2 separate regions of the Homo sapiens genome follow, and region 1 is linked to region 2. Evidence: chromatin loops called from intact Hi-C (ENCODE). Cell type or tissue: mammary epithelial cell. All regions are shown on one strand. Links, peaks and the distances in the headings refer to the core of each region. The heading gives the core; the rest is flanking DNA.

Region 1 (11,882 bases), core at 94-8,093, 58 kb before region 2:
TGATGCACAAGTCCTCTGTATTCTTCTACGTGCTGTATAAACATAAGGTATTACAGTGATTATTATTAGTACTCTATTTGTTGACAGTTATCTCTACCATATTGCCGTTGATGCCAGAATGCAGTGATTGTCAGTCATTTCTATATGGGTTTTGCTATTCATACTAATTTTAAGCTCTGTTTCTAGACATGGCATTTTATGTTCTTTTAGGGTTTTCTACAGTGGCTTACATGGTACTGGGCAGCTAGGTTTCCAAATTATTAAGTGATAGAATGAACAAGTTCAATATGTTTTAATACACCACTTTGACAGTATGGTTATCTCTATCCATACTTTTACACAATTACCTAAACAAGTGTGAAACTTATCTAGATGTTGGCCTATTTTTCTATCAGACATACTATTTGTCCTTTTTTAATAAACTAGCAAGGCATTGAGAAGTATACTATTTTAAGATGGTAAAGATCAAATTGAAGTTTTCAGGACAAGGAGAAAAGGAGGTTGATGGAAGACATATTTTTGTAAATGACTAAGTTGTAAATACAGTTATCCTTATTTTTTTCCTTGGTAATTTATAATTAAGTCAATCAGAATCATTTTCGACTGTATTTCCCACAAAAGCAGATTTTTCTCAAAAAGCAACTCATGTCTAATACCCTGTTCCTGTTCACTTGGTCAGCAGACCAGCAGGCATCTTTAGTGGTGCTCAACAGTAGGAAATTTCTAGAAGGGGTCAATAAGTCTGTAGGAACACTCTTGTGAGCACTCAATCCACACAAATTAAAAGGGGCATTTGCAATCATTTTTGGCAATGAAAGAGCAGTATTAACAAAGTAAAAAAAAATCATAGTAGAAAAAGCATAAGGAATAGTAATAGTTATTAACCAAAGGAATTTTTAGTTTACAAAATACTGATTGTCAACAGTATTATAAAAATCCCATTATTTTATGACTTCTAAACTTGTAAAATAGAGTGTTACCACAAAGGAGTAAATGTTCTTTTCCAGTTCATTCATTTGCAAACTAATTGCAGTGTTTTCCTTAGGGGTAGTGTGTTCTTGAGAGTTTTTATTAACTCAAATTTAAGTAAGAGGCAACTTTGTAACTCTCATGTTAATATTAGTTGCATATATGGAGAACTCAGCAATCAGACCCAGAATCAAATAATTTCTTATGTTTCTAAAAAGTAGAAACCAGTCCTTCCTTCAGTATTAATGACCTACTTCTCTCAGTGCATGTTCAAAAACAGTTTGTAGAATTAGGAAATTTGGGATGAAAACTTTTTTTTTTCCCCCGGGAAATCTACTCTGTGGCCAAATTGTTTGTTAGACCATTCAAAGTGAAGACAAAACTCAGTTTCACAAGAGGTGCTATGCAGCAACAGCAATTAAAACACTTCTCTACTTCTGTAGACCCTAACAAAGTTTCCAAAGATGAAAAACTACTCCAACTAGTTATTTATGCAGATTAAATATTTTACTACCTTACAAAAGCACTAGTTACTGTTTTTCTGTAGAAATATATAATGCAGCGCTATATGTGTTCCATGAAAGGGTAACTCCTAATTACCTGATAGAAATACTGTTTTTCCTTAGAGAAATGATTTGCTTGGTTCCTAAGTAAATCTGACATGTTTCCTTTTGTACACTTTGGGAGCCCGTGTTTGTAAATGTGGTGGAGTTCATTTCTAAACAGGCCTGGACTAGAGCTGTGATTCTTGAATCGCTGCACAGTGCTCTAACTGTATTTTTATTTTACTTGGAAAAGAATTCCTAGATTGAGTCTTTTGTGGCTCTATAAAATCTATAAGGAGTTTCATACACCGATCTATAAAAGCAAAATACTTCCATGCTCTCCCACAGAGGATAGAGAAAGATGTTCCCAAATGGGTCAAAAAAATTAACCAAGATGTGGAGCAATTAAAAACTGGTTACATGAAAAAAACTGACTTAGCTTTTTCTGGTCCCAAAAATATCTAAACATGAAGAGTAACACTAAAGCTCATATGTTATTGCCCAGGTTTCCATTATAAAGACTGAACATTAACAATGACTTCTTTAACAAGTGCAATGAAGGCTGAGAAAGTTTCCAATTGTAAGTGAAGTTTCAGGCTTAAAATCTTAACTATTTTTAAAAGTTAAGAGGTTTTAAAAGGAAATAAAAATCCATTTTTCCCTTTGGATTTGTGGCTAATTTAATAATCATGAGTATTTTTTCAAAATACTCATAAAAATTACCTTCCAATGTTTAACATCTCTTCTTGAAAACTAATTGTATTGATCTCTGGGGAACCCATAAACAATGTAATCTACCTTCAGGGCTAATGGGTAAAGGATGCTTAACAATGAAGTCTAGATGAGGATCAAAGCCAACCCAGAAAGAATTCAGAATACCATGGAAAATACAACTCTGAAGCACCAACACAAAGAATAAGGGAACTACCAGGGGGGCCCTCTTACTGGGAATTTTGATAGCTTATAGCAAGCAATGAAAAATCCCTCTATGCAGCTTTCAAAGGGAGAAAACTGCATGGTTCCTTATTTTAAAGGCACACACTTTGTTTATAGTGTTATGGATTAAATATAAACTCTGGACCTCTTCCTTTCAAGTGAAATTCTTGGTTAAAGTTGCAAGCAGCGGTGACTGATTCCTTGTATCCCCCACCCCCAGTCACTTGCCCTTTGTCGTTTGAACTACACTGTGGGTGGACACCTGATGACTTCTGCAGCAATACTGGGCAGCTCTGGAATCTCTGGAAGCGGTCCTGCATTGCCACATCCTTTCTCTAAGCATTTCGAGATATCCTGCAAGGCACGTTGCCATTTGCTTATTTACTTAGCCTACCTTAGGAACACCAGAACTTTCCTTACTTAATCTAGAACTTTAAGAATGTTATGGAAGGCCGGGCACGGTGGCTCACGCCTGTAATCCCAGCACTTTGGGATGCTGAGGCGGGAGGATCACGAGGTCAGGAGATCGGGACCATCCTTGCTAATACGGTGAAACCCCATCTCTACTAAAAATACAAAAATAAATTAGCCGGGCGTGGTGGCGGGTGCCTGTAGTCCCAGCTACTCAGGAGGCTGAGGCAGGAGAATGGCGTGAACTCTGGAGGCGGAGTTTGCAGTGAGTGGAGATCGCGCCACTGCACTCCAGCCTGAGCAACAGAGCGAGACTCCGTCTCAAAAAAAAAAAAAAAAAAAAAAAAAAAAAAGGAAAAAGAAAAAGGATGGTATGGAAGTGGTAGGGGAGGTGTCCAGGAATTAGATCCCTACTCGCGGGGAAGAGAAAAGGTCAGGGATGGGAGGGGGCATCTCCGCGGAGCCCACTTCCCCTGGGAGTCACACATCATACCTTGTCGGACTGGGGACTGATCGGGGTGCCATATCTGCAGTAGGTCACGAAGTGCTCGCAGTTGTTCCACAGCAGGCTGTAGGGGGTAAAGCCCAGCAGCTTTTCAGCCCTCCGCGCCACCTCCTCGTTGAGCAGTGCCTTTTTCTGGAGGGACTCGTCCAGGTGATTGACCAGGATGTTAGCTCCGTAGGCGAAGTCCTCCACTGTGTCCACGCGGATGCTGGCCACTTTGACAATAACGCCCAGGATGAGACGCTTGTTGGAGACCACCTTCTGCGTGCGCCCCATGTCGTCTGTCAGGGCCAACAGGATGTCGGGCATCATGTGGGCAACACGGTTGTCTCCTAGGTAGATGCCATAGTGGGTCAGGTGGGTCCGGGGCACCTCCAGCACGTCGCCTCGGTGGAAAGAGCTGGTTTCATAAAAACTGTTCCTCCCTTTGTCTTCGCCCGCGGCGCCCGAACTAAAGAGCGTGAAGTTGGAGATGAGGAGCAGCTTCTCCAGTAGTAAAGACACCACCTCCAGCATGGGGTTCTTCATCCTGCAGGGAAGAGGGCGTCTTGGAGAGGTGCCGGTGCCACTCCGGCAGGGGCCGGGCTGGGCAAGTTAAGCTCGCCGGGCAGGGGTGCTGCGCTGCTGCTCACCTGCAGGCCAGGTGAGGTACGGCGCAAAGTACGGCCGCTGAGGAGAGAGGAAGGCAAAGGAGGACAGCGAGGCCTGGCGACCGGCTCAGCCAAGCCACAATGGGGAATGAGACGGATAAGGAACCGGTGGCTGACGGCGGGGACAGTGAGACCAGTGCTACAAGCAGCCGGAGAAGGAGCGCACCTGGGGGCCGTGCCGGGGGCAGGGCCGCGCGCGGTGCTCGGAGGTGCAGGCTTCGCTGCGACTTTTTATGGCCGTCGAGGGGGCGGAGCCGAAGGCCGTCACAGACCCGGAAAGCTCACTGATTGGGCGCCGCTGGCGCGCTGCGCTAGCGGCGGGGAGGACGCGGGATCCCGGTTTCTTTGGGAGGGGGGCGGGCCGACTCCCAGCTCCAGGGTTCTGCACAGTGATTCTTTATCGCCGCGGGATCCCGGTTGCACTACTGGCTTTTAAGTGGCCTATTTAGGGAGGTAGAGTCCCAAGGTGTGGCGGCACGAAAGGTCCTGCACCTGTCGGGACTGGGGCGAGTTCCTGGCACTTCGCGGTAGTCTTCGGTGGAAAGTCCTCTTGGGAGAGATTTCTGAGTTGGACCACCTTCCTCTAAAAGGATAGATATGAGGGACTTCGGCTTAATAAAGAGATTGCATTTACTTTGCAAAGTGCGAGCGCCTCGAATGCCTGCAGATTCTTTCCTGACCGAATCTTTCGTTTTGTTTTGTTTTGTTTTGAGACAGTGCCTTGCTCTATCACCCAGAGCAGGAGGGCGGTGGCGCGATCTGGGCTCACTGCAACCTCCGCCTCCCAGGTTCAAGCGATTCTCGTGCCTCAGCCTCCCAAGTAGCTGATATTACAGGCACCACGCCTGGCTAATTTTTGTATTTTTAGTAGACACGGGGTCTCACCATGTTGGCCAGGCTGGTGTTGGCCAGGCTGGTCTCGAACTCCTGACCTCAAGTGATCCGCCCTTCTGGACCTCCCAAACCGCTGGGATTACAGGCGTGAGCCACCGCGCCCAGCCCCTCTTTTTTCAAATGCCCTGAATCCTCCATGCTTTCAGCCGGCGCGAGGGTGTGTGTGTAGGGCGGGGGGGGGGGGGTTGGGGGGGTCGCTACCCGCGAGTCCAGTCCCTGCGCGCCGGTGATTTGAACCCGAGGCCTCTCTGCGCTCCTAGGCACCTGTGGCCGTTGAGTACGAAGCTTCCAACGGTTGGCATGAAAAACGGCGGGGTCCCAACGCCCGCCAGGAAAGCAAGATTCATGTTAAGTTTATTTCTCCGGCTTCAGGGTCACATGGACCCAGCTTCAGTTCACCCACCGAAACTTTGTCCGCCTCCCTTTATTTTTATTTTTATTTTTATTTTTATGTTTTTAAGCATAACCTCCCGGAGACGGCCAAGGAAGGCGAAGTACTTGGATGAGATGCTAAGTTCTTTGCCCGTGCGCCTGCAGCCCGACTCCAATGCCTCCTCGAGGGTGGTCCTAGGGAGCTGCCGGGTGAGGGAGCCGCTGAAGCGTTGGCCGCGCCAGGCTTGGCACGCGATGTCCCCACCGGGTGCTGAGTTCCGTGCTAATGCATTATGTAAATGCTTAAATTCTGCAGACAAAGGCCACAATGGAGAGCCTCGGGTGGCTCCACAAAGCTGCCCAGTCGGCGCTAATAGGTTTCATCAGCAGATTCTACGCACGCCTGAGGGTACTCTGCGGATGATGGATGAAGGAACATTCATTTTACCTGGAAGACGAAGGGGGCCATAGAGACCAGGCGTGAGGGAAAACGGCTCCCCATTATCCTTGGAGGCCGGGCCTTTGCTGCCACCCTCAATCTGCCGTCAGCGATCTGTCCCCGTCTCCCTGCTTGCCGGTGACTTTTGTTCATTCACAAACGATTGCGCATCACATTATAGTCCCAGCAAAGAGGAGAAAACTCCCACAAACGAGTCGAAAGAGGAAGTTGGAGAAGGGGAGAGAGCCAGTGGACGTGGAGATTTTTTTATTTTCCCAGTTTACTCCCAAAATTTAAAGAAAAGCGCCCAGGTGGCGAGTTGCTGAAACTCATCAGCTGCGCACAGGGAGCTTGCTAGCCTCTAGCAGCACAGCAGTCAGCACCCTTCGCTAAAATCGGGGGAGTCTGATAGACCTCGGTGTGTACGTTCAATGCAGACCCGACCTCACACTCTGAACTGGCTCCTCTGGGCCAGTTCTGGGAAAGCGCCAATACCGAAGCCTCTTGTGTCACGGGCCAAAGGGCCCCTGGAGATGAAAGGAAACGTGATAATTAACGGTTTCCGTCCCTGGTGGTCACTAAGGCGGCTTATAATGCTTATGACTGCCTCCACCTGGGGAACTTGAGGGAGACAAAAGCATGGAGAATTGCTTCAGGGCTCCACATAGCTATATACATATATATGAATTCTTTTATGTATATAAAAATATATACATATGTATACATTTTATATACATGAAAGAATTAGCTATAGACTCAATAGCCTTGTCCCACCGCGTTTTGGAAGACGCAAGCAGTGCCAAGCTGATTTGCGTTTCATTTTTCTTTTTCCCCCGGTGGGGTCCACTTTCTGGCCGCCTTCTTGGGAAAGGGCTTTACTTCAAAAAGAAAGGAGGTGAGAGCGATACGAGGCATGAATCTGTATAGGTGGCTCAAGATGCAGATACTCTGCTGCCATGGAAATGAATAGGGCGCGGAGTGTCCATAGTTTCTTGAAGGATATTTTTGCCTCTGATAAATTCCAATTTTTTAAGCCAGAACGTTATGCCATTAAGTGATTTATTTTGCTCAGTGGAATTGCCTGAAAGTAACCCTCTCCTGCTGCTCTGCGTGCTAGGACTTCGGCTTCCGGAAGCGACAGCCCGAAGGAGGCAGTGAAAAGTCTTCATTTGCCTTGTTTCTGAAGTCTTCCCAGAACTCTTATGCGGGAAGCGGTTAGCGATGATTAGGCAGCTTTTCAACTGCAAAAATATAGCGTGGAATGAGCTCCTCTCTCGGCTGGACTTCTCCCCGCCCCCGACCCCCCTTCGTCAAGGACCATTGCAAATTTACTTTGCAAAAGGCAGCTTCTCAATGTTCTCAAAATCTCATCTATTTCTGTGGTTGAGAGGTCAGTTTTTAATGGCTCCCTGGAGGCACACTTCATAAAAATACGTTTACACACTAATAGGCTTATGCCCCCAATAATATTTTCCTACCTGCCTCAATTTTAGCTAAACAAAGGGAAGACTATAGCTGTAGGTGGAAAGGCCCAAGAGAAATCTAACATTAGTTCTTCTAAATCAGAAGATGTCACATGGAGATAGGAGAAATTCCTCTACCCTGAGTAGCTGGAGAGACCTCTGGTTTCCCGGACCGTTAAGAAAGGTGGCTACATTCTGTGATAACGTTCTGCGTGCAAACGCCTTAAATACATGCGAATGCGTCACCAGGTCTGGCGGCGAGATTTAGAAAGAGCCTGGACTTTCCTGGTCAACACTCAGACAGACTGTGCTGAGCGGTCGACTCCCACTTTGGCCACCGCTTCCCCTACCCGCCTGCAGAAGAAGGAATGACAGCTACAGTGTCCCCGCAGGGTGGTCGGCCCCGGGGCAGCGCCCTCGCACCTGCCGCGCTCAGGCCCACGTCCATTTCCCCCAGTAACGCATACAGGCCAAGCAAGATCCGCTTGGGTCTCAGCGCAGAAGAGGCCGAAATTGAGGCTCACAGGTCCCAGCTTACTTCTGCACCTCATCTTCCCACGGCTACCTCACCAGAGGTCCCTGGAGAGTTTCTGTTCTTAAGAACTAGGACAGGGAAGAGGTGCAGAGTTCCACAGAAACCTAACGCCCTAGAAGGCTAACAGATTTCCCACCTGCAGGCTTTTTATCTCTGGATGCCCCCTGCTCCTCAGAGAAGTCTTTGGATGGAAGATATGATCACAGTATTAGTAATAATAATAACTAATATTTACGGTGTGCTTCCTGTGTATTAGGCACTGAACTAAGCATTTTCTTATTTAATCCTCATAACCCTATGAGGTATTATCTCCATTTTACACAGGAAGAAATTGAAGCTTATAACTTCGTCTAGTCAGTGTGCTAATGTGTGGGGATCAGGACTCAACCACAGGTCTCTTTTGCCCCAGGTCCTTTACCGTCACTGGGAAGGCCTGCCTTTCCATCAGTCTAACCACCCATTACACATCATTTATTGAATACCTGCTATATGGCAGGTGCTATGACCAACCCTAGAGGTTCAATAAAACACCTCACCCTAAACTTAGATCCCACAATTTCTTTGTAATCTGTAATTAATTTCCCCTCTTCTCTCATGTCACGAGGTCTAATTTTTAACATCATTTTACTGGGATAGTGAGAATAGAGCTGGTTAAGGTTCTGATTAATAGTATGCCATCACTAGGAAGGCTACAAAATCCTACACCCTCCTTAGGGTGTAGGATGAATCTGGGGTGGGGAAGTTCAATGTCTTACCCAAGGGCACAGAGTCAGGAGCAGAATGCAGGCCCAGTGTTCCAGACTTCATTATCTCAGATTTTCTTTTACTTGAGCTCTAGGCCTGAGAAATTTGGTTTTCTAAACTGCATGTTTTAAAATTCTTGTCCTTCTTAGGGATTATTTTGTTGTTCTTGGATTTTTTTAGATTACTAAATCATTGGGCTATAAATAATGATAATCTTAACATTTGTTTTTTTCTTAGCTATCCATCTATATTCAGTTCTTTTACAAATGTCCAGGTCTGGTCCCCTGGACATAAATAGGGGCCCTAACTAGCTAACTCCAAAGGTGTGGGGAAAACAAAGTTGTTTGTGAACTTTGTTCTGACAGCAGAGGAAAAGAAGCAGACACTTCTCCATGGAGCCTCCTAACTCAGTGCTACATGCAGTGTTAGGCCAATAGGGATCAATTACCCCCTGGGAGGAGATTTTCCCTGGCTTCCTTCCTGGTGACTAGCATCTTATTATGAGGACCTCACTTTAGCCTATTGTCTTTAGAAAGATTAAAAGCTGCAGCTTCAGTTGGTTGTTTCTGTTGTTGTTGTCAATGCTGTTTTGTTGTTTTTGTTTGCCAACCATAAAATAAGAACATTGAACAAAACAAAGAATTTACATTTAGCATTATGAAGACTCCTAGCCCCAATTAATACAGCTTAATATAAAATTAACAACAGGTTGAGGCAGCTGTGATGCAGAGGTAGGAGGCAGAAAGGCAGAAATCCTGAGTTAAGGGCCTGGAAGTGCCATTTACAACAAAATAATCTCAGACAAGTCACTTGCCACCTCTGAGCCTCAATTCCGTCTTTCTAAAATGGAAATAATATCCAGAGGGCTATTTTGAGAATTAAACAGAATCAAATACATTGCAGTATTCTATGAAAATTCATAATGTGATGCATCATCTGCAATATTTGTATTATTCAGAGAAACAAAGTAAGGCAGAGGGGCTTTTCCATTTCTCGTTTGACAGCACAGTCATCCAAGAATGCAGTGTAGACAAAGGACATACCTTTACTCACAAACACGTTCTGAGGACTGGCACAGAGCCACAGGGGTGAGCAGGAAGCAGGCAAGTGTTTTGGAGTTGAGTAAAATGGACACAGTCAGTATGCAGCCAGCACACAGAGACTCACACTCAGGAGATTTGGGAGCTTTCTGAGAGCTCAGCTCCTCTGGCTGTTCACCAATGAAGTGGTTTATAATCATAAAAACAAAGACTAAAACCTGGCATTTGTTCAAAAATGCCTCTCACAAAGCAGAAAACACCCCAAATGTCTATTTCAGAAATGATAAAATGATATCAAGAAATGAGTAAAACATTTGATATGCCCACAAAACATAAAGCATATTCCACTTTTAAATAGAAACAATAAACAGCAAGGCATGTTACTTCTGAGTCACTTGGAAGAAATATAGCAGCTACTTTATAAGTTAATCTTGTTTGCTTTAGATCCTAATTTATTATTATGAGACAATAATAGATATGAATATTGGATGACCCAGGATTGTTAACAAAAGGAAATATGACTATAGCCTTTGGCTACGTATTCAGAAATTCAGAAGAAAGCTGCAGTGCCACTGTATTCATATAGGAAATGTACTGAGAAATTGGGTATTGCTATCATCAAACAGACCAGCATTGAGAAGCATCAGTACTACCAACTACCACAGCAGCAATGAATGTTGCTATTATATTTCAAAAATCCTAAATAGGTAGACATTTTAGAGACATGAAGACAAATAACTTTTAATGTCATGCTTTGCTTTAAATACTCATATCTGATGCTCTGTGAGATTGCTGACCCTCTTGAGGCCTCAGAGCCCTCATGTGTATAGTGTCCTGCCTGTGCTAGACTGGAATGAGATGCTCTCTAAACCCCTCCAAGGGTTCATGGAGCACCGGGCCTACAAAAATCAAATTACTCAGGCCCTTCAGAGTGTCTTAACTGCTAGTCAATTTTCAGGGGAGTAATTATAAGAAAAAGAAGATCAATCACTGTCTAGTACTTAGAAAACCTAATAGGATCCATAATAACTGTTTTAAAAGGAAAAAAGAAGTCATTCATACTGCAGTAAAGGAGTAATTCCATAGCAAAACAAGAAGAGATTGAGCAGGAGTTTGGCAGCAATTGGTGTTGAAAATCAATGGCTCCTTTAATAATGTATCTTCAATTGCAGAGAAATTTTAAGTGACATAGGCACACTATCTCATCAATGATTTGTAGCAATACTTATTGTTGATATGTTTTTTGAAAATACAATGTCTAATATCTAAAGTTAATCTGAAAGGTCAGTGTACCATTCTGGTCTTTTGTAGTTACATTTACTTTTTCAAATGTTTAAAAATTTTTTAGTTCAAAGTAACAATTGTACAGTATCATGGGGTACATAGTGATGTTTTGATACATATCATGCATAGTGATCAGATCAGGGTAATTAGCATATCCATCATCTCAAACATTTATCATTTATTTGTGTTGAGAACACTCAACATCCTCCTTCTAGCTATTTGAAACTACATAATATTATTAACTATAGTCATCCTACAGTGTTATAAATATACTCTTATCTCACACCATGCTAAAAATTCAATGTAGTTCAACTGAAGCTGATTCATACCTAAAAGTCTCATACAACTATAGAAAAAAAAATGGATTTTTGTCTCCAACTTCTTAATTGGGAGAACTCCAAGTGGGCAGCTCTCTTAAGAACCAAGCTGCCTGTGTTTGCCTCTGTAGGTACAAACTACACACTTGACTTAAGTACACTTATTTTTATCCTGGTTTCCCTCTACAGTGACTTGCCTTTAAGTCAGATTACGTAGAATTACTTTCATTTTATTAACATCCAGACTTTACTCATAAAGAATGTGAGTGGAACTGAAATTGGATCACATAGGATTAATTTTTTAAAATTCAGTAACCTTTTCTTTCTTTCTTTTTTTTTTTTGATGGAGTCTCACTCTGCCACCAGGCTGGAGGGCAGTGGCATGATCTCGGCTCACTGCAACATCTGCCTTCTGGGTTCAAGCAATTCTCCTGCCTCAGCTTCCCGTGTAGCTGGGACTACAGGCATACGCCACCATGCCCAGCTAATTTTCGTATTTTTAGTAGAGACAGGGTTTCACCATGTTGGCCAGGATGGCCTCAATCTCTTGACCTTGTGATCCGCCTGCCTCGGCCTCCAAAAGTGCTGGGATTACAGGCGTGAGCCACAGTGCCAACCCAACCTTTTTCTTTAAAGATAAATTAAAAACCTATAAAGTTTTTAATCTACATAGCAGTTTAAACCAGAAATCACAGGCATTTTTAAAGTTCACCTAGTTTAACTTTCAAAAAGAATAATCTAGAATATTTGCCCTTTGGTCATAATTATTTCATGTTGT
Region 2 (11,882 bases), core at 2,353-10,352:
TCAGCCCAGCTGAAGTTGCCTGTGAGTGTCAGAATAAGTGCTTGCTATTGTGAGCCACTGAGCTGTGGAGAATTTTGCCATTATGGTGGCAATAACTGCTTTACAGCTATAATCAGAAGTGTAAAGGTCAGGTTGTTATGACTCCTCTAATAGTAATGGACTTGGCTCCATTTACCTCACTCTGCATCTGCTCTATGAAACTAGGGATTCAGATTTCAAGGTGTTTTAGTGCCTTGAAGGACCAGCGGACCTCCATCAGATCCCTGTGAAATCTGAAGGGAGGTGGAAGGAGATGGAGATAGGTGTCCCTGGGGTTAGTGAAGAGGAGCTAGAATTTAGGTCTTCTAGGGCCATAGCAACAATGGGAAAAATGGTGGAAGAGACTATACCCACATTCAGGTTAGCAGGCATGCTATTCTGCGTTTACTTAAAAAAGTGGGATGTCCTACTTTGGAGGGAGATGTACAAAGAGTTATTATAGAACATAGGTAAGTTACGTTTTTTAACAGCCAACTGTTGAGATCAGCAAAACTATAACCTAGGAAAAGTGTCACTTTCGAGGTAAAAACTGCATATATTTAGAGAAATGATACATTGTATATGCTTGCAGTGGGAATGTAAATTGGTCTAAACCCTTTGGAAAACTTTGGAGTAACTGGGAGAACAAACTCATATTCGGTAAAGTTGAAGAAGATCATATCTTAAGAGACAGTGGTTTTGCTGCTGGGTATGTACCATAGACCAATGGGTCTCAACAGAACTAGTGCCACACCTGGGAGGCAGGTCTGCTTATAATAGTGATGGAGGGTGTGTGTGTGTGTGTGTGTGTGTGTGTGTGTGTGTGTATGTGTTACTGCCATTTAGTAGGTAAGGGCCAGATATCTTGTATGTCCTGAAATTTGGATGGTTTCATTCAAAAAAGAATTGTGCTGGGTCCTTCATGACTTTAGAAGGTCTAGTAGAACATTTATATAGGTGGGAAACCCGATTATAATTATCTAAGAGTATAACGTAACCCTGTTTTAGATATAAATGATAAGTACTCTGTAAGGTCTTATTGTATACCAAATTTTTCAGAGATGCAACTACTAGATAAAGGCAGCCTGAATTGTGTTTTGTTCAGAATGTTACCAAGAGTTCTTCACATTACCAATAGTTGCATCACTTGCAGTGCTTGAGTTACCAGTCTCACAATCTTCTATGACTCTGCATCTGTGAACTGCTTCATCATGTCTCCTAATGTAGTGGAGTGTATTTGTGGTTACTGACATATTGAAATAAATATTATTTTATTAAAATTACTGTTCTTACATTTTTAGTTTATATCATAGAAAGTGTATTGCAATGATTTTTTAAAATGTGTGCAGATAAGTTATGAATTTCATTTCAAGATAGTAAGTGGGATGATACAAAATATTTATTAATAAAAGAGTACATCAGGTCTGATTGTGGTAAGAACTACAGCCCAAGATTAATTCACATATGTACCCAAAGATAACACTAGGTAGAATTGTGTTCTCCAATACGATAGTTATCAATCTCACTAATTAAAACTAAACAGACTAAGAATGTGATTCTTCAGTCACACTAGCTACATTTCAAGTGCTCCATAGCCACATGTGGTGAGTGGCAACAGTCTTGTTGAGTGCAGATATAGGACGTTTTCATCATTGCAGAAAGTTCTTTTGGATATCTTTGGCAACAATATTTATGGTATCAAAAAACTGGAAACAACCTACAAATATCTCACTTATCCATTCCCCTTTTAAGAAGCAGGGGACATGGAGGAATGGATAAGTAAGGTGGCAGGGTACAGGGAAATGCATGAGTAAGTGAGATATTACACAGCAATGAAAAGGAAAGCTTATGTGTATCAACACAAATGAATCTCATAAATAACAATGAGTGAACAAAGCAAAAAGCAGACCTGCACTTTTACAGCATTTAAACATAAAATAGTACTATATGTGGTTCAGGGATCCATATGTAGCAAACACATTTTTAAAATGCATGAGATTGATAAATAAAAAATTCAGGTTAGCAGTTACCTATGGCAGCAAGGGAGGAAATGGAGGCTTACCTGCAATGGTAATGTTTCATTTCTTCATGGGTAAGGACGGCATACAAGAATTCATTATTCTTTATATGTTTTTGATATAAAGAATATGTTTTTAATGTATTTTTATATATTAAATATTGCAAAATAAATTTTTCAATGGAGGAACATTCATGAGCTCCTAAAAGCATGGAGACCTGTTTTGCTCACGGCTCTATCCTTAATGCCAAGCAAAGTGCCTGGCACAGAGTAGATGCTCAATTAATATTTGTTGAATAGTCAGCCAAACATATAAAGGAAAACTTCACATATTATAGTTTGGACTCTAACACAGATGTAATGTGCTTCCATCCCACCCAATCAGGGTATCCAGTAACACAAACTCTTTCTTTTTTAAGAGACAGGGTCTCACTCAGTTGCCAGGCTGGAGTACAGTGGTGTAATCATAGTTTACTGCAGCCTCAAACTCCTGGGCTCAGGTGACCCTCCCACCTGAGACTTCCAGGTAGCTAGCACTACAGGTACACGCCACTATGCTTGGCAAATTTTTTTTGTATTATTATTATTATTATTTTTGTAGAGACTGGGTCTCACTATGTTGCCCTGGCTGGTTTCAAACTCCTGGCCTTAAGCAATCCTCCTGCCTTGGCTTCCCAAAGTGCTAGGATAATAGGTGTGAGCCACCATGTCTGATCACAAACATTTTCTTAATCATACATTAATGTTACAAAGATCTATTAAGGGCCAGCTATAGGGCAGGAGCTCCTCCAGTGTTAGGGTTACAACAATGAACATAAACTAACTAAATATGGCAAGGGAGGGAATACAGATAATAAAGAAAAAATAAGTACGGTAGATAGTAAGTCACATGAAGATAAGTGCCCTCAAGAAAAATAAAGCTGGAAAGGGAAGGGGAAGAGGAAACATTAGATGTTAGGCACTATTAAATAGGGTAGTCATGTTGTTCTCTTTGAACATGTGATCTTTTAGCTAAGATTTGAAGTGAGGGAGGGGGTGATGAGCATGTGAGTGGGAGGGAAGAGCACATACAGACCTCAAGGCAATGGGTGCTGGGAAAAAGAGGCCAGCAGGGCAGAAGGAGCCTGAGTGCCTGGGAGAGGGTCAGAGACTGGGCAGAGCTTTCTAAATCACTGTAAGGACTTTGGCTTTTATTCTAGGTAATACTGAGGATTTGCAACAAAGGAATGATATCACCTGGCTTACATGTTTAACGAATCACTCTTTTGAGAATGAGTGATGGTAGGGAAGTAGAAACAGGGATACCAGTTAAGAGATTATCACAGTCATTCAAGCCAGAGATGATGGCAGCTAGAACCAGAGTAGCAAGAGAGGAGGTGATAAGAAGTAGTCAGATGCTTGGCTTATTTTGAAGATACGGGCACAGCTATCATGTATCCAGGGCATGAGAAAAAAAAAAAAAAAGAGCAGTCAGGGATAACAGGAAGATTTTTGGCTTGGAGCTGCCATTTGCTGAGAAAAGGCAGGGAGCTGGTTGGATGGGGGTGGAATTGCAGTTTAGTTTGGGACGTGTTAAGTTTGAAATGTTGACCAGGCACCCAGATGGAGTTGCTAAGTACACAGCTGGTATATGAGCTTGGGGTTCAAGGGACACATAGAAGCTGGAAGAATAAATTGGAGAGCCATTGGCATATAGGTGGTATTTAAAGGCAAAAAATAAGATCAGATCATCCAGGGAGTGACAGCAGCTAGCAAAGAAGAGAGGAAAAAGGGCCATGTCTTGAGGCATCGCAATGTATAGAAGTCAGGAAAAGGAGGGGGTGGAGGATCAGATAATGAGGTAGAAGACATCCACGCAAAGGCAGTGCCTTGGAAACCAAGTTGAGAAAGTACGTAAAGGAGGGGAGGAGTGCCCAACTGTGTCAAATTATGCTCAGGATTTAAGATGATGACAATAATAGACCATAGTATTAAGCAAAATGAAGGTTATGGAGGACCTTGCCTGGGCAGTTCTGGAGGAGTGGTGCGGGGGGTGTGAGACCCTTCTCATACAGGGCTCTGGAGGGAAAGGAATAAACAAGATAGACAACTCTTTTGAGGCCATTTTCTGCCTAATCTGACTTTTAGACGGAAAGAGAATCCATGTATTCCTGACTAAACAGATGCCAATACATACTGGAATCCAGAAATCTAAACATATCATATCTTATCTCAAAAGGATAGAACACAAAGCAGCAAGAAAAGTTCACTTAAGTATAAGAGTTTGCTTCACTTACTAGAAACAAAAAGAACCACCCAGAGAAACTGTCTGAACTAGGGATCCTGGTAGAAGAAATACTCACCTAAGTGAGTTGATCAACTTTCTCTAATTTTATATGATGCTAAATAAGCCACCTTTAGTTGTCATTGAATCAGATTTTCCCACTTGTACATTAGTGGTTGGAAAAATAGATTAGCTCAGCCCGATTATGTTATTTGCTAGAAAAGCCACTTATCTCATGAGAACTTTAACCCCAGGGACCAATTAACCTGTTGATTTATCCAGGATCAATACAGGTGATTCTCAGATAAGTCAAGCTTAATGTTCAAGAATCATGACAGAAAACCAGGTGTGTTCATGCATGCCTGTAGTCCCAGCTACTCAGGAAGCAGAGGTGGGAGGATCTCTTGAGCCCAGGAGTTCGAGGCTGTAGTGTGCAATGACTGCATCTGTGAGCAGCCGCTGCACTTCAGCCTGGGCAACACAACAAGACCCTGTCTCTTAAAAAAAAAAAAAATAGAACCCCCAGTGAGCTCAGGAGAGTTAATAAACAAGATGTGCCAGAACCACAGGCCTCCAACCCCTACACCTGCCTGCTCTCACCTTTATCCAGCCAACTATCTAAGGGGAAAGACTTAGATGTGAAAGACTGACTTTAGCTTATCATCAGAAATACTTTTGGACACCCTTCAACAGCTGCTGTCAGACCAAGAGCTGAAGAAAAAAGAATACACAAAGCAATTTCCTTCTCACAATATAGTAGTTTGCTAAGTTATTATAATATAACCCTGTGCAGTCCATTATAACAGAGGGTTAATTTTCTAATATAAGGCACTATTAGCTCTTCAGAAAATACAAGTTAAAACAGTGTCCAGAATTTTTAAGTAGGAATCAGTAAAGGAAGGAATACTTTTACAATTAAAAATTCTTATGGAATGGGAGCAAATTATTCTTAGAGCCGAGAAAGCTGAAAGAGCTAAGAAGGCAGACAATTTTCATCACATTTACTGAATTGAATAGTATTTATTGGATACATTCTTTCAATTTAAGTATTCACTTTGTAGAATTACCTATTTTAACAGAAAACAAAAATCTTAAAATGTGTTGCAAAAAGTCTTTTTTTTTTTTTGGTTGCTTTTTTGATGAGAATTTCCCATTGCTCCAAAAACCAAAATGCAATCAGATATTTTTAGTCTTTTCCTCAAACAGAAACTTTTCACATGAGCTCTTTATGTCGAGAGTAGAAAAAAAATGAACTTTTTGTTCTCTCTGAACATATACACCCTCTAGTGGTTCTAGAATTTAATAAAAAACAAGAATGAGAAATAACTGTATGAGCTAATAACTCAAATTATAGACTCTAGATAGAAAGAATGCCTTAACCCTCATGCAGTGCTGGTAGGAAGGTAAATTAGTAGAGCCACTAAGGAGAATAGCTTAGAGGTTCCTCAAAAATCTAAAAATAGAATTACCTATGATCCTGCAATCCCACTGCTAAGTACATATCCAAAAATAGGAAATCAGAATATCAAAGCTATATCTACATACCCATGTTTACTGCAGCACTATTCACAATAGCCAAGATATGGAATCAACCTAGGTGTCCATAAGCAGATGAATGGAAGAAGGCAATGGAATACTATTCAGCTGTAAAAAAGAATAAAATCCTGTCATTTGTAGCAACATGGATGAAACTGGATGACATTATGTTAAGCAAAATAAGCCAGGCATTGAAAGACAAACATCGCATGTTCTCACTCATGTGGGAGTTAAAAAAATTGAACTCATGGAGATAGAGAATAGAATGATAGTTACCAGAGCCTGGGAAGGGTAGTTGGGAGGCAGGAGATAAAGAGTGGTTGGTTAGGGGGTTCAAAAATACAGTTAGATAGAATAAATAAGATCTAGTGTTCAGTAGCACAATACTGCAACTATAGTTAATAATAATTTAATGTATATTTAAAAATAACTAAAAGAATGGAATTGAAAGTTCCTAACACAAATAATAAATGCTTGTGGTGATGAATATCCTAACTACCCTGATTTTATTATTACATGTTACATGCTTGTATCAAAATATCACACGTACCCCATCAATATGTACAACTAATATGGATCCACAATAATAAAAAATTATAAATGCCTTATAAAAATATTGCAAGGAGGGCATTATAAGAAAATTAGGGTTTGGCATATTAGAATATACTAGTCTGTATATTAAGTTTATCTTTGAATGTTGTCTGGGTATTGGCATATTAGAATATACTAGTCTGTATATTAAGTTTATCTTTGAATATTGTCTGGGTATCTGTGGATTTGACACATTTGTAAAAGTTAGGGGAGAAATTAGGAAACTATTCTGTAAGGAATAATCATAAAGTTATGTAACTCTGAAGAAAGAAATTAAACATCCATTTGTAACATAAAATACTTTTATACAAGCATTCAATATTTAAATGCATTCCATGTTATATAAAGAGTATACTAGCATTCAACATTTATATGTATTTCACTTTATCCTATGTATTCACAGTGTTCTAATACCACAAATTATAGGGCCTTAGAAATCAACCAGTCTGTTTTTCTCATTTTACAGGTAAGAAAATTGAAGCCAGGGAAGGTAAGTGATTTGCTGAAGGCCGCAGTCATGCCATGCAGTGGTAGGATCAGAATTCAGATTTCTTGAATCTCAACAAAATGTTTCTCCCACTACCCCAGACCAATGAAGTAAAAAGTGGTACCCACAGCAAAGACTAAAATCCAGACATATCAATAAATAATTTCATCGTTCTATGACAGAAACTAATAAGGGGACCCAATTTAGATTGGAGAACTTTTCCCTGCAGGCCAAAAAGAGAGTAAGTAAAGGAAATAAGCGGTTCAGGGAGCAGGGAGAATACAAAAGTGCATGAGCTTTCTCACTGCTGAGGTGAAAAAGAGTCCATGTTAGAAGAACTGAAAGATGGGCTGGAGTGTGGGGACCAGGGCAAAGTCCCCAAAAGGCTCTGGGGAGACAGACAGGCCCGCCCAAGCAGGCCATGTAGGTCTGGACTGGGTTTATCCTCACAGTAAAAAAATTTACAGAAGGTAGTTAAGCAAAGGGGGCATGTGACTATATTTTGACTCTTCGAATGTTTTTCCCCTTGAATATGCAAACTACATACACATTATCAAAGTCAAGAAAGTAGTATACATTAAAAATTATCTCCCTCTTATTCCTGTCCTACAACCTCCAAGTTCTCTGTCCAGGACCAAATACCTTAAATGTCCATCAGCTGGAGACAGGCACATCTGCATATAATGTGGCTCTTAAAAGGGAATTAAGAGGAATGAAGTCTATACTCTATTTGGTTAGGAATGCACAGTGTAGAATGGTATGCCTTGCATGCCACCTATGTAAAAAGTGGAAGCATTGTATAGAATGCTACTTTTTGGGTAAAAAAAAAAAAAAAAAAGGAAGAACTGCACATAAATGCTTGTCCATGCGTAGAGTACCTCTGGAAGGATTTGCAAGACAGTGTTGGCCCTTGGGAGGGGAATCAGCGACTGGGAGTTGGAGTGAAAAGCTGACTTAATTCTCATTCGATTTTCTGTTGTCTGTTTGAATCTGTACTATGTGCATGCCTTTTAAAAGCTTAGAAAGTAAACATGTAAAGAAAATCATTCCTCCCAGCTTCTTCCACACATGCTATCTCCCTCTTGTTCCCTTCACCTGCCTGCGGGAAGCTGGCCCAGCCTTTTGCCAGCTGCGCAGCCTCCACCCTCAAATCTGCACTCACTCTCTGATTACATGACCCTAGCCAACCTCCACTTTCTGAATTAATTCTTCACCAATTGATGTTGATGCCTTTTAGAAATGTTACATGCCTCATGGGAAAGCTTCTGCTTGAACTCTGTCCTGCTGATAATTTATTCTAATAACAAATTACATCATTCAGACTTCTGTTTATCACTCTTGCTTCCTATTCTTTCTACTCTGTCATCCCAAGTTTTCCTTGCCCATGGAAAACTGAACAGAAAACTGTAAGTAACTATTATAAAATGTTTATGATAAAAAGTAACTTGATTTAAATTTCAGTAGTAAAGCCAAGATAATTTTAAAGAGTTGAGGCTTGATAGGAACACACCTTTTGAAAGACCGTGAGACCAAAGTGCAGGAATGAGTTTGCCATGATGTACCTTTGATCCCTGAGAAATTGCCTTGTCCTAACATGTTCTGTTGCAGAAAAAGAAGTGGTAAAAACACATTTTAATAATGTATTCTATACATATATATAGAGAGAGACAGAGAATATATATACTATTGGCAACTCATTACCTAAAGTTAATATAGAGAAGTATCTATCGTATTATCAAACTACAGGAATCTGAAGCTTAGGGTTCTCCACAAAGTAGTAATTTCCATCCACAGTATTAACCTTCTAATCTTGGTTCTGTTGAGTTCAGCTACATGTTTTAAATTATTCTATTTCTCTAAATTCAGAAGACAAAAAACTTTTTTTGAGTGATACTTCCCTTCAACCAAAATGGGAGAAGGTAGAAAACTGTTAAACCAAGGACCTTTCTTAAAGTGTCTTCCAACACACTTATGGGATCAGTCATAATATTTATATATACTGAAGCACTTTGAAATCTCAAGCTGTTTTAACCAGCTGTCATTTTGGTGTTAAACTTCGGTCATTTTAATGTGAAACAAAGGTCAACAGAGAGTTTGTCTTATTCTTTTCCTATTAGTGAAATCCTTTATAGCTACTGAACTCTGCTTAAACTCCCAACAAAGTCACCATTGCATACTCCTGTTATCTAGGTCGCATGGAATATTATGATTGTTCACAAACAAAATACATAGAAGAAAATTAAAAAGATGAATTAGTATTTAAAGCATTATAAACAGCCAAACATACAAGCCGGTATGGTCTTTATATATTTGGCATTGATTATAATGACACATGTACATCTAAGAGTAACCTCTTGTATGTACACAGCACCAATTCAATTGTCTATGTATCTAAAATAAGACGGCATGGATACGTTTTCATTGTTCATTCTAGAACCTATACTGTAAAGATTATTTCAATTTTTGTTAAATTGTTGGCCTTTAAAATAAAGATACATTATTTATTTTTAAAGCTCATTCACTCAGTTTATTGTTTAATTACAAAATAGTATCTTTTGTCTTCCAATATGTATCCCTGGTTTACCTGGAGATTTTTTCTAAATTTTTAACTCTGACCATAAAGAAAATTAGCTAATATTCATCAGGATAGTAAATTGAACATAAGTATTTTATTATAAGAGTTAGCCATCATATAAAAAGTAAGGGCTTAGAATTATGCATTCAAATCATGACAAATGAGGAACAGTATTTGAATATACCCATGTAGTTCCCTTTAAATGAGCTTTAGCCTGTCTAAGTGATACATTCTTCTGTATAGTATTTTGCTATCGTTGGCACCTAGTTCATCCATCCATTGACCACAAATGTATTGAGCACCTACTATGAGCCAGGATGATTCTTAGTGCTGGAAAGCCAGTAGCGATTACAACAATAACTTACCCTCTGAGAACTTACACTTTAGATGAAAGAAATAAACACATGAACAAGTAAGTCATAAATTACAGACTAAAATAAGAAGGGTAATAGGACAGAGGGTGACTAGGGGAGGCACTATTGTAGTTGTGGTGATGGAGGCTGGCCTCTCTGGGGAGGTTGCATCTGAGCTGATGCCCAATCATGAGATGTCAGAACATCACTTTCCAGGGAGAAGAGGCAGCAGCAAGAACAAGAAACCTGGGCTTGGCATGTTCAAAGAGGAAGAAGGCAGCTAATTAGGGGTGAGAGGTGGGAGGTGAACTCAGTGAGATGGGCATGGTCCCTCTGAGGGGGGCTCTGTGGCCATGGAAGGAGTTTGTTTTCTGCTCTACTGGCAGTGGGACACCGCCACAAGGTCACTCTGGACACTGTGTGGAGACAGGCTGCAGGATGTCGCAAAGGTAGTGACTGTAGGAAAATAAAAAGCCTTTACAGCAATCCAGGCAAGAGAGGAGACGGATTTAGACTGAGGTTTAGCACAAGGTTTGTGTGTGGTGTGTATACGTGTGTTGGGGGGCAGGGTAGGCAGTAGTGGAAGCAATGGGTGCTATCAGGAGACTACTGAACAAATGAACCAGTATGGATAGCGTGGAACTGACTTTGAAGATAAAGTCAACAAAATTGCCACTAGATCAGATGTGGCTTGTGAAAGAGAAGAGTCAGGGGTGATTCCATGGGTTTTGGTCTGAGCAACTAGAAGAATGGAATCACCTGTTACTGAGGTGGGGGGAAGACTGTAAGAGGCACAAGTTTTGGGAGTAGGTAAGAATAGGGAGCTTGATTTTGGACATGGTAGATCTGAGGTTCTAATTAGATATCCAAGAGGAAATGTTGAGTAGGCAGTTGCATACATCAATTTAGAAGCTGAAAAGGGAGGTTGTGGCAGAAAATATACTTCAAGGAGGCATGGACTTTCATGAATCCCTTTGAAAGTCTGTTAAAACCCTCAGATTCCTTCTCTGAATAATTTTTTTTTTTTTTTGAGATGGAGTCTTACTGTGTCACCCAGGCTGTAGTACAGTGGCGCAATCTTGGCTCACTGCAAGCTCCACCTCCCTTGTTCATGCCATTCTCCTGCCTCAGCCTCCCAAGTAGCTGGGACTACAGGTGCCCACCACCACACCTGACTAATTTTTTGTAGTTTTTTTTTTTTTTAGTAGAGACAGGGTTTCACCGTGTTAGCCACGATGGTCTCAATCTCCTGACCTAATGATCCGCCCACCTCGGCCTCCCAAAGTGCTGGGATTATAGGCATGAGCCACTGCGCCCCGCCTGAATAATATTTTAAATGCATAAAATAAAACATTTTTATATTTTTGGTGTATCTAGAATTGGTATAAAAGAAAACAAATTATAAGAAAATATGTCATCAAAATATTTTAAAAGTTATTCTATAGTAAAATACATACTTTTAATTAACACATTAAATAATGATATCAATCAGTGAACATAGTAACCACAGTTACTTCAAAGAAGTCATGCACGTACTTATTTCAAGATATCTGTAAGAAGTGAAATGAGATGAAAATATCTGTAGATTTTTTTATTGGACAGCTACAGCTAATATTCCTATGGTTTGACTATCTAGGTTCACAATTGCAAGAAATACTAAATTTCATCTCCGGGTCAGTGAAGATAAAGAAAATGGAGAAATGTGGGCTTAAAGAGGAAGGCAGTTACACGGACATAGATCCAGGTAAGTTTGTAGATATGATGATGATGGGAGAAGGAAGAAATTCTCTTCTGTTGTTTTCATTTTCTTAGTGAAATATGATGCAAAACCACCAGTTCAGAGTGCGTGAAGGGGGACAGAGAGGAGGTAAGAAACAGTGATCTAGTTCTGCAGGTGAGTGAATGGATTTGAGCTACAGAGTCAGACCCATAAAGGCCATAGATTCGTGGTCATAAATTAAAATAAGGCCCCATCAGTGCAGTCATGTTTTTATTCAGCCAGATTTGGCTGCTCAGGTGGTGGCCACAGTTGGCAGGCAATC

The links. Hi-C counts contacts between places; a loop is a spot of excess contacts. Peaks named below come from ENCODE experiments on the same cell type or tissue, not always from the same donor. Only the 100,000 strongest peaks of a DNase experiment are listed, where the experiment ranks them.
Region 1: a loop joins it to region 2, with 6 times the contacts of the local background. A loop is called at or near these places in 2 of 110 quality-filtered maps.

Annotation. Positions count from the first base shown.
Region 1 is chr4:154,736,339-154,748,220 of GRCh38, reverse strand. It overlaps LRAT (lecithin retinol acyltransferase), which reads right to left and starts at 4,221. Exons shown (of 3, transcript NM_004744.5): 1 at 3,999-4,221; 2 at 3,355-3,895. The coding sequence starts at 3,894. RefSeq lists enhancers at 4,870-5,382, 5,383-5,894, 5,895-6,408. In mammary epithelial cell, for the core only: a CTCF peak has its summit at 3,991; a DNase peak (open chromatin) is centred at 4,160; H3K4me3 peaks cover 4,683 bases; H3K27ac peaks cover 4,120 bases.
Region 2 is chr4:154,680,725-154,692,606 of GRCh38, reverse strand. The region is part of intron 2 of LOC124900169 (a long non-coding RNA gene); the gene reads right to left. Among named protein-coding and RNA genes, the nearest start is that of LRAT, 57 kb to the left of the region's middle. In mammary epithelial cell, for the core only: a CTCF peak has its summit at 5,586; no DNase peak of the experiment used is centred there.